Regions from separate parts of the Homo sapiens genome. Here region 2 is linked to region 1. A link is a contact called in ENCODE Hi-C or POLR2A ChIA-PET data. All regions are on one chromosome and are shown on one strand. Each heading gives the region's core, a stretch centred on a gene start or an enhancer-like site at or near the end of the contact. The rest is flanking DNA. Distances are from core to core; before and after follow the strand shown.

Evidence for each region. Hi-C counts contacts between places; a loop is a spot of excess contacts on that map. ChIA-PET counts read pairs that join two places held with the same protein, here RNA polymerase II (POLR2A). Pooled maps may share reads with other maps.
Region 2: a pooled map shows a loop between it and region 1 (4-fold over the local background). The contact joins the enhancer-like site here to the promoter of PRKACA in region 1. A Hi-C loop is called at or near these places in 1 of 168 maps with a recorded cell type or tissue (gastrocnemius medialis) and 2 of 50 pooled maps. POLR2A ChIA-PET finds 5 or more read pairs at or near these places in 2 of 52 experiments (H1 and PC-9).

Annotation. Positions count from the first base shown.
Region 1 is chr19:14,115,151-14,120,827 of GRCh38, reverse strand. PRKACA (protein kinase cAMP-activated catalytic subunit alpha) reads left to right here and starts at 3,066. Exons shown (of 10, transcript NM_002730.4): 1 at 3,066-3,326. The coding sequence starts at 3,281. It overlaps LOC124904642 (a long non-coding RNA gene), which reads right to left and starts at 2,614. Exons shown (of 2, transcript XR_007067144.1): 1 at 1,637-2,614; 2 at 1,264-1,519. It overlaps ASF1B (anti-silencing function 1B histone chaperone), which reads left to right. Exons shown (of 4, transcript NM_018154.3): 4 at 163-1,316. The coding sequence ends at 369. RefSeq lists silencers at 2,446-3,005, 3,416-3,485.
Region 2 is chr19:14,555,114-14,561,004 of GRCh38, reverse strand. All of the region lies in intron 1 of TECR (trans-2,3-enoyl-CoA reductase), which reads right to left. It also overlaps a transcript of DNAJB1 not described here. Among named protein-coding and RNA genes, the nearest start is that of NDUFB7, 14 kb to the left of the region's middle. RefSeq lists a silencer at 4,144-4,243 and enhancers at 3,609-4,489, 4,490-5,371. Within about 2 kb of position 4,209, at least 14 of the 41 ENCODE cell types and tissues checked have a DNase peak (open chromatin) inside an H3K27ac peak, as active enhancers do; they include gastrocnemius medialis, where a contact is called at or near this core.

The DNA.
Region 1 (5,677 bases), core at 1,817-4,316:
TAAATAAATAAATAAATAAGGTCCTGGCCACAGGTGTTTTCTGGAGTTCCATATGTAGGTTGCTCTTGCTGGGCTTGAGATGGGTGATTGGGGGTGTCCTGGCTCTATGGGACCAAGGAGAGGGCGTACCTACAAGGGTTGACGTTCCTCTTCCTGCCCCAGCTCCAGCGGAACATCTTGGCCTCGAACCCCCGGGTGACCCGCTTCCATATCAACTGGGACAACAACATGGACAGGCTGGAGGCCATAGAGACCCAGGACCCCTCCCTGGGCTGCGGCCTCCCACTCAACTGCACTCCTATCAAGGGCTTGGGGCTCCCTGGCTGCATCCCTGGCCTCCTCCCTGAGAACTCCATGGACTGCATCTAACTGCAGGAACCCAGAGTGTCCCAGCACGCCGGGAGGGGCAACCAGGCCTCCCAGCGAGTCCTGCAGGGCCCATCTAGAGGACTTTGGGGGCCATCAGCTGCAATCCAGGTCTGTCAAACTCAGCCCCTAGGAAAGAACAGGCCTTGGGTCTCCCCTAGTCCTGGCCAGAAGGATGATCTCGCTTTTCCTCTACAGGCCTATAAGAAGCAGGTACTTCAGTTCTAAATTCTGACTTGTGTTCTTTTCGTCTTCATAAATTCTAACTAAGGCCACTGTGCCACTGTGCACCCTTGAGTACCATTGATCCAAAGCTTTCCCACAGACCTCCCTGGCCCACCTAGAGGCTTTCTTGGTCAGTGCCTGTCAAGGCTCCAGTCCTGCTGAGCCAAAGGCTTTGTCATTCCTTTCTCTTCCTGTACATCTGAGCAGACCCACTCCAGCTTTCTGGTGTCACAGGCGGGAATGTTAGTTAGTAGGTAGACTTAGATCCCATTTCTGTCCTGCTCCCAGGAAGATTCTTAGGTCCTCTTCAATCCAGCAGCCCCTCCCAGAGGTGTGATCAGCAGGATGCTGAGGAACCATGTTGCCTTTCCTGTCAATCACAGCCACCTTCCTGTTATCTCCTAAATGGATCTGGCTTTTCCTGGAGGCTGCCATGGTTGGAAGATGGTATCAGAGGGCCTGCCTGGGCAGTCTGTCTCCGGGCCAGGGTCAGGGACCCTCTGCCTCTGGCAGCCTTAACCTGTCCTCTGCTAGGACCAGGGTGATTTCAAGCCAGGGAAGCAACTGGGACCCTGAAAACTGTCCCTCCCCAGCCCGCTCCCCCTCTCTGTGCCCTGGTCCCCTTGCTGCCATGTGGATGCTGTTGTGATTGCTGTTTGTATATTATCAAAATGTTTTTATATTAAAAATGTTTGGTCTGAAAATTAAAAGCACTTCATTTAGAATGATTGTTTGTGCTTTTGTCTCTGGTGGACTGAAGCAACTTTGTCCACTCTCCCCCAGAAGTGGCCTCTTGCCCTGTCCAGTGGGTTGGCTGTCCCACGTCTTCTTTCCAGCTTCCTACTCCAGTCTTAATTGGTTCTACAGTTGTATTCCAGACTGAGGTTCCAGGAGGGGTTTTTCTTTGTCAAAACTTAAACCAGCTGTCCTGCAGATAGATTATAATGAGTGATTTTTCAGACTTTGCCCTTGACCCACAGGAAATTAACATCGTGATCCCAACACACAAACAGCAATGCTTTTATTAAATTTTACTAAACCTTACCATGTATCTATCCATCCAGAGGCGGAGTGGTCAGCCATTTCCCCATAGTTCACAGAAAGGCTCTGACTCTCCCTCCCTGGAACTGTGGTTGATCTGGGAACATGGGGGCAGACAGCAGCTGGAGAAGGTGGAGGCTATTCAAGTCGAAGCAGCAGATCGGCTTGTAGTTAAGCCCAGCTAGCCCTTCCGAGTCGGGGTGACCTGGCTTCTCCCCTCCCCTGACCCTCTCTTAAGTGCTTCTCAATCAGGAGCAGTTCGGCCCCGCAAGAGCACATTCACCAATGTCAGGAGACAGCGGTTGCCACAGCCAGCAGGAAGATAGAGGAGGGGCTACTGGCATCCAGTGGGTAGAGGCGGGGGATGTTGCTCAACACCCAGTGGTGCACAAGACACCCCCCAGCAGAAAATGATCCAGCCTCACCGTCAGTAGTGTCGCAGTTGGGAAACCCCGACTGTCCTCTGCTAAGTGTGTACTGAAAGAGGATCCTGAAGGAAGGGGCAGGTTCCCTTCGCATTGCCCAGACAGGAAATACAGACGGGGAACAGGAGCAGGGAATCTGCCTGGCTGTACCCCAGATTCCTCATCTGTGCAATGGGAGTGATGATGGTAGCACCTACGCGATGGGAGTGTGGTGCGAAGGAGCGTTAAGTGGGTGCCAGCTCTTACTACTGGCAGGAGCCCAGGGCTAGGGCCCAGCAAAGGGGTGGACACTGAGCGCCCCTTCCCAGCCACCCCTTGCGCCGGGCCCGGCATCCTCCTGAGTGCGGCTGGGAAAACCCAGGAGGCCCCGCGGCCTGGCCCCCAAGCAGGCCTGGCCTCGGCCGCCCAGCGCCAGGCCTTATGAATGACGCCGGCGGCGGCCGGGCGACCTCTGACCCGCGCGCCGGCCGCGCCCCTCCCCCGCTGGCAGGTGGACAGCGGCTGCGCCGGGCAGGCCGCGGCGCCAACTCCGGCTGGCCGACAGCCGCTGCCGCACTGAGCGGGGGCGGGGGACTGCGGCGCGCGCGGGGCCGGCCGGGCGCCCGCCGGGGCCGCCTCCTGAGCCTCGGAGCGCTGCGCGGCCGCCAGCCAGCCTCCGCCGCCCCGCCCCGCCGGCCCGGGCCCGCAGACTGCGTCTCCGCCCCGCCCTCTCACCCCCGGATTGACACTGAGCGTTCTGCTGGGGGGCTTGGCGGACCCGGCACCTCCGCCAATCGGCGGCCTCGCAGGGCGGACCCCGGGCCCAGTCCAGCGTCTCGGCCAATCGGACGCGTCTGCCCGCCCAGCTGCGGCCTCGCGAGCGAGTGAATGGCCGAGAGTCCGCGGTGCGTGTCCCGAGGCTGAGAGCCTATAGTGGCGCGGGAAGGTCGCGGGAGGGCCAATGGGAGGCGGCGCTGAGCCGTCAGTCAGGGCGGCCTAGGCCAATGAGCGGCGGGCTGCGGGGGCGTCACAGACAGCGGCAGAGATCTTGGGCTGAGGTTCCCGGGCGGGCGGGCGCGGAGAGACGCGGGAAGCAGGGGCTGGGCGGGGGTCGCGGCGCCGCAGCTAGCGCAGCCAGCCCGAGGGCCGCCGCCGCCGCCGCCCAGCGCGCTCCGGGGCCGCCGGCCGCAGCCAGCACCCGCCGCGCCGCAGCTCCGGGACCGGCCCCGGCCGCCGCCGCCGCGATGGGCAACGCCGCCGCCGCCAAGAAGGGCAGCGAGCAGGAGAGCGGTGAGTGCCCGGGCTGTGACCCCGATCTTGGCCCTGCGCTGCCAGCCCTGGCCTTGTCCATCATCGCCTGGCCCCTCCCCCTACGGGGCCCCTCATCCTCTCTGCCTACCCCCCAGCGCCCCTTGCCCCGGCCTGTCCAAGGCTGGGGCCCGCGGGCCCGCAGAGTACCCCCTGTAGGGGTCCCCTTCCCCTAGGGCCGCCCCATGCTGCAAAGACCGTGCTCCCCCCCAGCTGTCACTGCCAACCATGGCACGTATGACCGCTGGGGCCCCACATGGGCCCCTGTCACCAGCCTACCCCCTCCTTTCCTGGCCCCTCTTCCCAGATTCTAATCCCCCCACTTCCTCACTCACCTCTCTCACCTATGGGATCCTCTGCCTGACCCCGACCCAGGTTTCTACCAGTTTGGGAATGCGATGAGGTCTGTCTGCCTCCACCGCGCAGGGACCTTGGCCACTTGCTGACCACACCCCTCCCCCCTCCAGCCCCCGCCATCTTTCTCCTGCCCTTTCCCTCTTCACCTTAGCACAGCCCCCCCTTCCAAACCCATCCTGCCCCCTGAACATTTCCCAGAGCCACCTCCAGCATTATTTTTTTCTTCTGTGTCACTTGGCATGGGGGACAGGATCTTTCTGGGTCCCTCTGCCTCTCTCATCCTGTCACTCTGTCATTCTGCTGCTCTGCTTGTGCTCCGTCCTCCAAGCAAGCGTCTGTCCCTGGCTGGGGTAGCAGACTGTTTATGAACGTAGAGAATTGCTTCAGTGCTTCCAAAGCCAAGTTTGAGCTGGTCTTGTTGGGATTCATTGCATCCTCTTTCCTGCGTTGGGGTAAGGGGGTGGTGGCAGAGCCCCCTCTCATTTCCTGTCTTGCAGTGAGCTCTAGGCTCCATGGAGGGCCCCTCAATAAATGGTCGTTTCACAACTGAGGCTCCGTCATTCACCCAGTCCCTGGGGCTTCTTCCACCACTCCTGGCTTGGGATGAAAAGTGTCTGGGTTTAGCGAGGTTCATTCGGTTCTAACTGAGATGGTCAGAAAGAGCACTGGGGAGGAGGAGGCAGTCAAAGAGAGTAATGGGTGACGTCTAGTGATTTGCTTTGACGTCTAGTGATTCTGATCATTCCCAGGGCTCAGCCAGAGAGAGACCTGTTTCACCCACTTGCCCACACATTAGGTTGGTCTTTTCCAGCCAGCCAGAGAAAGAGATTCTCTATCTGGAAATACCATCAGAAATGGTCTTGAACCCCATTCCCAATTTTTACAGCTCTTAAATTGTTGTCACTCCAGTCTGAAAGCTGGAAGGCAGCTGGGATCCCCTGTCCACTTACCCAGAAATAGTCGGAACTATTGGTCGAAAAGGAAGGCCAGTTTTTGGTCTCAAACCCCAGCATCTGAGTTTCCTGAATGCCCCCTCCCAGAAAGGTATGAAAGCCAGGGAACTTTATTCCCATACGGATTCAAATAGCAGAACTCAGAGTCACAGAGCGATCATGAAGAGGCCTGACATGTCACCAATGGGTGGGGGCTGGGGAGGGAAATGCCTGTAGCTGAGTGCCTGATGACAGAGGAGCAGGTGGGTAGTGTCCAAAAAAGGTCTGGGCATGAGCTTGGAGGGGACTTGGCCGGGGGGGGAGGAGTCAGGCCCCCAGCAGGTGAGGCCAGCTGGGAGGTGGAAGGTAGAGGCAGGCAGCTATATATTGCGGTAGCTCAGTTGAAAGTTGGGGAGATGACAGTCCTGGAAAACCTTCAAGGCTATCAGACACATGTGGTGGGGGGTGGAAAGCCACACAAGAAAAAGGATCCCAAGAAAAAGATCAGAGGCTCTGGAAGGAACCACTGATTCTCTCAGAGCACAGGTCAGACACCCAGGAATGAATGATCATGGTAAAATAGAGCTACTATTTATTGGGCATCTAGGCTGTGCCACAGGCTAAATGGCCAGGCGGATAGAGATACCTACTCTGGTGACTTTCATAACGGGCTGTTATCCAAATTTTCCAAAGGAGCCCTCTGGTAGAAATGACATCCATGACATAGATGATGTCACAGAGGCAGGATTCACATCCAGATCCATCTACCAGCAAACTTCTTGGACCCCAGAATTCCCCGACTTTGACATTTTTCAGCAGCCTCCCAGATTTTTACTCTATCATATTTTCTTAATTTAAAATAATAAAAGTTTTACTCACTTGTGTTCAGATGTAAACTTGGAGCTCATTCTAAACAATAATATAAATGAAATCATGGGATTGCCATGCCAGTTATATTTTCTCTGATACGCATTAAATACAGTGTAACTAGATAAATGAAACATCCCGAAAATCATGTCATGTTCTGCCAATGGGACTATGTCA
Region 2 (5,891 bases), core at 2,960-5,459, 440 kb before region 1:
CCCCAGGCATGTCACCTCTCTCTAGGCCTCAGAAGGGGGCAGGTAGGAAGCAGACTACCTCCCAGGACTGTGACGGTCCCCTGAGACAATGCATGGGGTACACTAGGTGACCCCTGACAGATGGGAGGCACCCCATGGGATAGGAGGCATTGTTGCCCGTGGGTTTGGTTCAGATCCCCACTCCCCTGCTGGCCTGGCAGTCACCACAGCATGGGGGCCTATTTCCCCAGCCATGACACACTCGCCCCCACTTCCTGGACAGGAGGGTGGGAATGGGCCCAGCAGCCAGGAAATCCTGGCCCACGGGGCCTCCTGAGTCCCTGCTGTCAACTCCAGGCACTGCCTGGCCTTGTGGCCTCTAGGGGAAGGTTACTGAACTCCTCCAAGCCACAGCGATAACAAGGCCAAAGAGCTGGCACATGGAGGGGCCAGAAAAAAAGAGCTCGGTCACACCACGCAGGACGTTGGGCCCCACCAAGGGGATATGTAGGATAGGGACAGAGGACACGGGGCGGGATCCACGGGAAAGGGTTAGCACAGCAGGGCCCTGGGCGGGCACGGGGCCTGCCCTGTGGCTGCAGGTATATTAATAGTTCCTGGGCCCCAGGCAGGCAGTGCCCACATGCTTCCAAGCCCGTGTGGCCTGTAGGAAGGCAGCCTAGCGTCCACAGGGAGAGAAGGCCTCCGAGTTCCTGCTGAACCACTCAACAGCTTAAAATACAACCAGCCCCTCTCCCTGTCCAGCCAGCTGCTAGTGGGAGGGGTGAAATCGTACCCTGCTCCCCCCAACCTGGGCACCAAACCAGGGCCCAAGAGGGAGAGTACGGCCATCGGGGTCCCGGCTAGCTGCTGGGAGAGGACGCCGGGCTGCGGCAGGAGGGGGTAGCGAGAGAGGGGCCACGCTCACAGCTGCAGCAGTGGTGCCCAGGCCAGCCTGAGGCCCAAGGAGAGGAGACGCCCAAACCTGCAAGGAGGTAAGCCCGGGCTGCAAGGCAGCACCTAGGGGCCCCTACAGACAAGAAATGCCCAAGGCTAGGGCCACCTGGGCAGGATGAGTCCTCAGTGGGACGGCCGTCCGTCTCCCATTTCCTGCCCCAAATCCCCAGCTCGTCGGCCATCTCCTCCTAGAGAGAGGACTGAAAGGCTCTGGGGGGAGCAGGAGACCTCTCCATACTATTCTTGCAATTCCCTGTGTCTCTATAATTTTTTTTTTTTTTTGAGACAGAGTCTCACTCTGTCGCCCAGGTTGGAGTGCAGCAGTGCGATCTTGACTCACTGCAACCTCCGCCCCCCAGGTTCAAACGATTCTCCTGCCTCAGCCTCCAGAGTAGCTGGGATTACAGGCACACACCACCACATCCAGCTAATTTTTTGTATTTTAGGAGAGATGGGGTTTCACCATGTTGCCCAGGCTGGTCTCGAACTCCTGAGCTCAGGCAATCCACCACCTCGGCCTCCCAAAGTGCTAGGATTATAGGCGTGAGCCACCTGGCCCGGCCTATAATTATTTCTAAGTAAGAAAGTTAAATAAGATATTCCAGGTGGGGTAAAAGAAATAAGTTACGCTAGGAAACAAGCCAGACACAAAGGTCCCATATCTATGCAAAATACCCAGAGCAGACAGACAGAAAAGCAAATTGGAGGGGCCAGGGGCTGGGCGGGGGGAATGGGGAGTGGCTGCTGCTGGGTACCCGGTCTCCTTTCAGAGTGAGGAAAATGTTCTGGGACGAGACAGAGGTGGAGGCTGCACAATGATGCACGTGCACTCAATGCCACTGTTCACTTTTAAATGGTTAGTTTCATGTTACATGAATTTCACCTCAATAAATTATTGTTTAAAGGGGTGAGGGGTAACAAACAGGCCCCACATACCCATCAAAATAAAAACAGTCGGGTGGGAGGAGCAGGAGAGGTTCCCCACCCCTCAGAGGGAGGGCCTAATGTGAGACCTCATCGAGGGCTCCGCGCCCCACACCCCACTGCCACCCCAATCTCTGCTCTGTGCCTGCCACACACACACACGCCTGCCCAGGCCTGAGGCCAACAGGGGGCAGGGGCTCCCAGGGGAAGCCCAGGGCTGCAGAGGGTACAGGCAGCTGCTGAACAGAGCCCCAGGCAGGGGATCCTGAGCACAGACGGGGAGGTGGCAGGCTCTGGCCCCATCTCCAGGAGAAGCGGTGAGGCAGGGAGGACAGACAGGACCTTCTGAGGAAGCCCACGGAGCCACTCGGAGGGGCTGGGAGGGGCTGAGATGCTCTGGGTGGATGAAGGGATACCTGTGGGAGGGGGGCTACTGGTGTCAGCGAGGTCCCAGCACTGGCCACGGGCAAGGGGTGAGACCACATAGCCTCAGGCACGACGGGCAGGGAGAGGGCAGGAACGGGCAGACAGGCAGGCACTCTGGCCTGGGGCACAGGCTGGTGGCTCTGCCGGCCTGTGGCTCTGTGATGACAGTTCCACTAGCCTGAGAGGAATTCTCACCAGGAGGCCCAAGATTCCCGGGGCCCAGCCAACAGCAACTCGTCGCAGCACGAGGTCAGGGCAGAGCCAAGAGCCAGGACACACGGTGCGGCGTGAAGCGCACCCTGCAAGAGGGAGCAGGGGCGAGGTTTGTGCCTCCCAAGCCCAGAGGGGAGTGCCGCAAGCAACAGAGCCCGTCTTCACTGTCTTTGTGGTCATGAAGATATTACTAATGGGGGCAGGAGGAGTGAAAAGGGGGGCTCTCGTTGTCTAAGCACTTGTCACAGCTCCTGGGAACCCGCCCGCCTGGTGGGTGAACAACCCAGAGAAGCAGACCTGCCCATTTCCTGGCTGTGTGGCCCTGGGCAAGTTACCCAACCTCTCTGAACTTCCATCTACTCATGGCAAAGTGGGCTGTCCCCAGCTGCCATCTGACAGGGTTACCGTAATCATCCCCAGTTTAGGATAAATCTTATTAAGGATAAATATAGGCCGGGCGTGGTGGCTCACGCCTGTAATGCCAGCACTTTGGGAGGCCGAGGCGGGCGAATCACGAGGTCAGGAGATCGAGACCATCCTGGCTAACACGGTGAAACCCCATCTCTACTAAAAATACAAAAAATTAGCCGGGTGCGGTGGTGGGTGCCTGTAGTCCCAGCTACTCGGGAGGCTGAGGCAGGAGAATGGCGCGAACCCGGGAGGCAGAGCTTGCAGTGAACCGAGATCGCGCCACTGCACTCCAGCCTGGGCGACAGAGCAAGACTCCATCTCAAAAAAAAAGAATAAATATGATGACCGGGCACGGTGGCTCATGCCTGTAATCCTAGCACTTTGGGAGGCCAAGGTGGGCGGGTTACCTGAGGTCAGGAGTTCAAGACCAGCCTGGACAACATGGCGAAACCCCGTCTCTACCAAAGATACAAAAATTAGCCAGGCGTGGTGGTGCATGCCTGTAATCCCAGCTACTCAGGAGGCTGTGGCAGGAGAATTGCTTGAACCCAGGAGGAGGAGGTTGCAGTGAGCTGATATCGCACCACTGCACTCCAGCCTGGGAGACAGAGCAAGACTCCATCTCAAAATTTAAAAAAAGAATAAATATGATTAGGCGGGGCACTATGGCTCACACCTGTAATCCCAGCACTTTGGGAGGCCGAAGCAGGCAGATCACCTGAGGCCAGGAGTTCGAGACCAGCCTGCCCAACATGGTGAAACCCCGTCTCTAATAAAAATACAAAAATTAGCCAGGCATGGTGGTGTGTGCCTGTAATCCCAGCTACTCAGGAGGTTGAGTCAGGAGAATTGCTTGAACTCAGGACGGTGGAGGTTGCAGTGAGCTGAGTTTATGCCATTGCACTCCAGCCTGGGCGACACAGCAAGACCCTGTCTCAAAATAAATAAATAAATAAATAAATAAATAAATAAATAAATAAGATTAGACCAACACTAGCAGAACAGCCATGCCAGGTGCACAAGGGGGCCAAACCCTGGCAGGATCCACAGGCCCCTTCTCCTGGGACGCTGACCATGCTCTTGAAGGGGCCCATCCACAGGAAGCCAGGGCCAGAGAGCTGGTGCACTGATGCCTCGCCCAGCTGGTCACAGTGAACCCAAACCCTAACAATAGCGAGATACTTTCGGTGCAGAGGCCGAGCTGACCCGTCACCACCGGGATGACTGGCTGCAAGCGGCGGAGGCTGCGACGCTCCCCACTGCCCCCTTGTGGCCGCACAGACTTACTCCCGCCTGCTGGAAGGGCACCCGCAGCAGCCGGCTCAGGAACAGTCCCAAAGCCGATGTCAGGGACGGAGACAGCTCTGGTGCAGAATGGGACCTTAACCCTGGCCCTGCCACCAGCCAAGAGAGCTCAGGGAGCCTGCATTCATTTATCCATTCATTCATTCCTGACTCCCTCCTTCCCATACCCCAGGCACTGTTCCAGTTCCTGGGATATGGCAGTGAAAAAAACCAAGCCAGCCTCTGGGGTTCATGGGACCTGAATTCTAGCCTGTGCGTGCTGGGCAAGCAGGGGGTGGGGGCAGATAGCCATAGCATGTTTTGTCACCAAGAGTTGTGAACAAAACTAGAAGGTTGTGGGGGAGGTCACAATGTGGTTTTTTTTGTTTTTGTTTTTTTTTTGAGAGAGTCTCGCTGTCGCCCAGGCTGGAATGCAGTGGCGCGATCTCGGCTCACTGCAACCTCCAAGAGGATGGCCATTTGAGAGTGGTCAGAGAAGCCCTTTCTGAGAAAGTGGCGTGTGAACAAAGGCCAGTAGACAGTGGGGGAACCAGTGCAGTCCAGGCAGAGGGAACAGTAAGTGCCAAGGCCCTGAGGCTGGACCATACCTAGCGTGGCTGAGCAGGAAGGAGTCCTGTGTGGCCTGAGCAGAGTGAGTCAGGGAGAGAGTGGGAGGAGGTGAGGGCAGAAAGGTGATGTGGCGGTCTGTGCCACGGCTTTGTGGGCCACGGGGAGGACGTTAGCTTTTACTCTGAGTGAAGTGGCAGCCATAGAGGGTTCTTGAGCAGAGGAGGGATGAGACTTGGCTCAGGTTCAAGACTTGGCTTCCCCAGCTTTACCTGCTTGCCACTGCTGGGTGGAACAGACTGGAGGAGTGAGGGCAGAAGCTGGGAGCAAAGAGGGAGCTATAGAGAGGTGAAAAGTGGGCTGGGCGCAGTGGCTCACGCCTGGAATCCCAGCACTTTAGGAGGCTGAGACAGGATGATCACTTAAGCCCAGGAGTTCAAGACCAGCTTGGGCAAAATAGCAAGGCTCTGCCTCCACAAAAAGTATTTATAAAAATTAGCTGTGTCCACGCATGGTGACTCACACCTGTAATCCAAGCACTTTGGGAGGCTGAGGTGGGCAGATCACCTGAGGTCAGGAGTTCGAGACCAGCCTGGCCAACATGGTAAAACCCCGTGTAAAAACACAAAAATTAGCCAAGTGTGGTGGCACACACCTGTAATCCCAGCCACTTGGGAGGCTGAGGCACAAGAATCACTTAAACCCAGGAGATGGAGGTTGTGGTGAGCCAAGATTGCACCACTGCACTCCAGCCTGGGCAATAGAGTGAGGCTCTGTCTAAAAAAAAAAAAAAAAAAAAAAAAAAGAATAAATAAAAATACAAAAAAATTTGCTGGGCATGGCAGTGGGCACCTGTAATCCCAGCTACTCAGGAGGCTGAGGCAGGAGAATCGCTTGAACCCAGGAGGCAGAGGTTGCAGTGAGCCGAGATCACACCACTGCACTCCAGCCTGGGCCACAGAGCAAGACTCCATCTCAAAAAACAAAAATAAAAAATTAGCTGGGTGTGGTGACTCGCACCTATGGTCCTACCTACTCCTCAGGGGCTGTGACAGAAGGATCGCTTAAGCCTAGGAGTTCCAGGCTGCAGTGAGCCATGATTGATTACACTACGGCACCCCTGCCTGGGG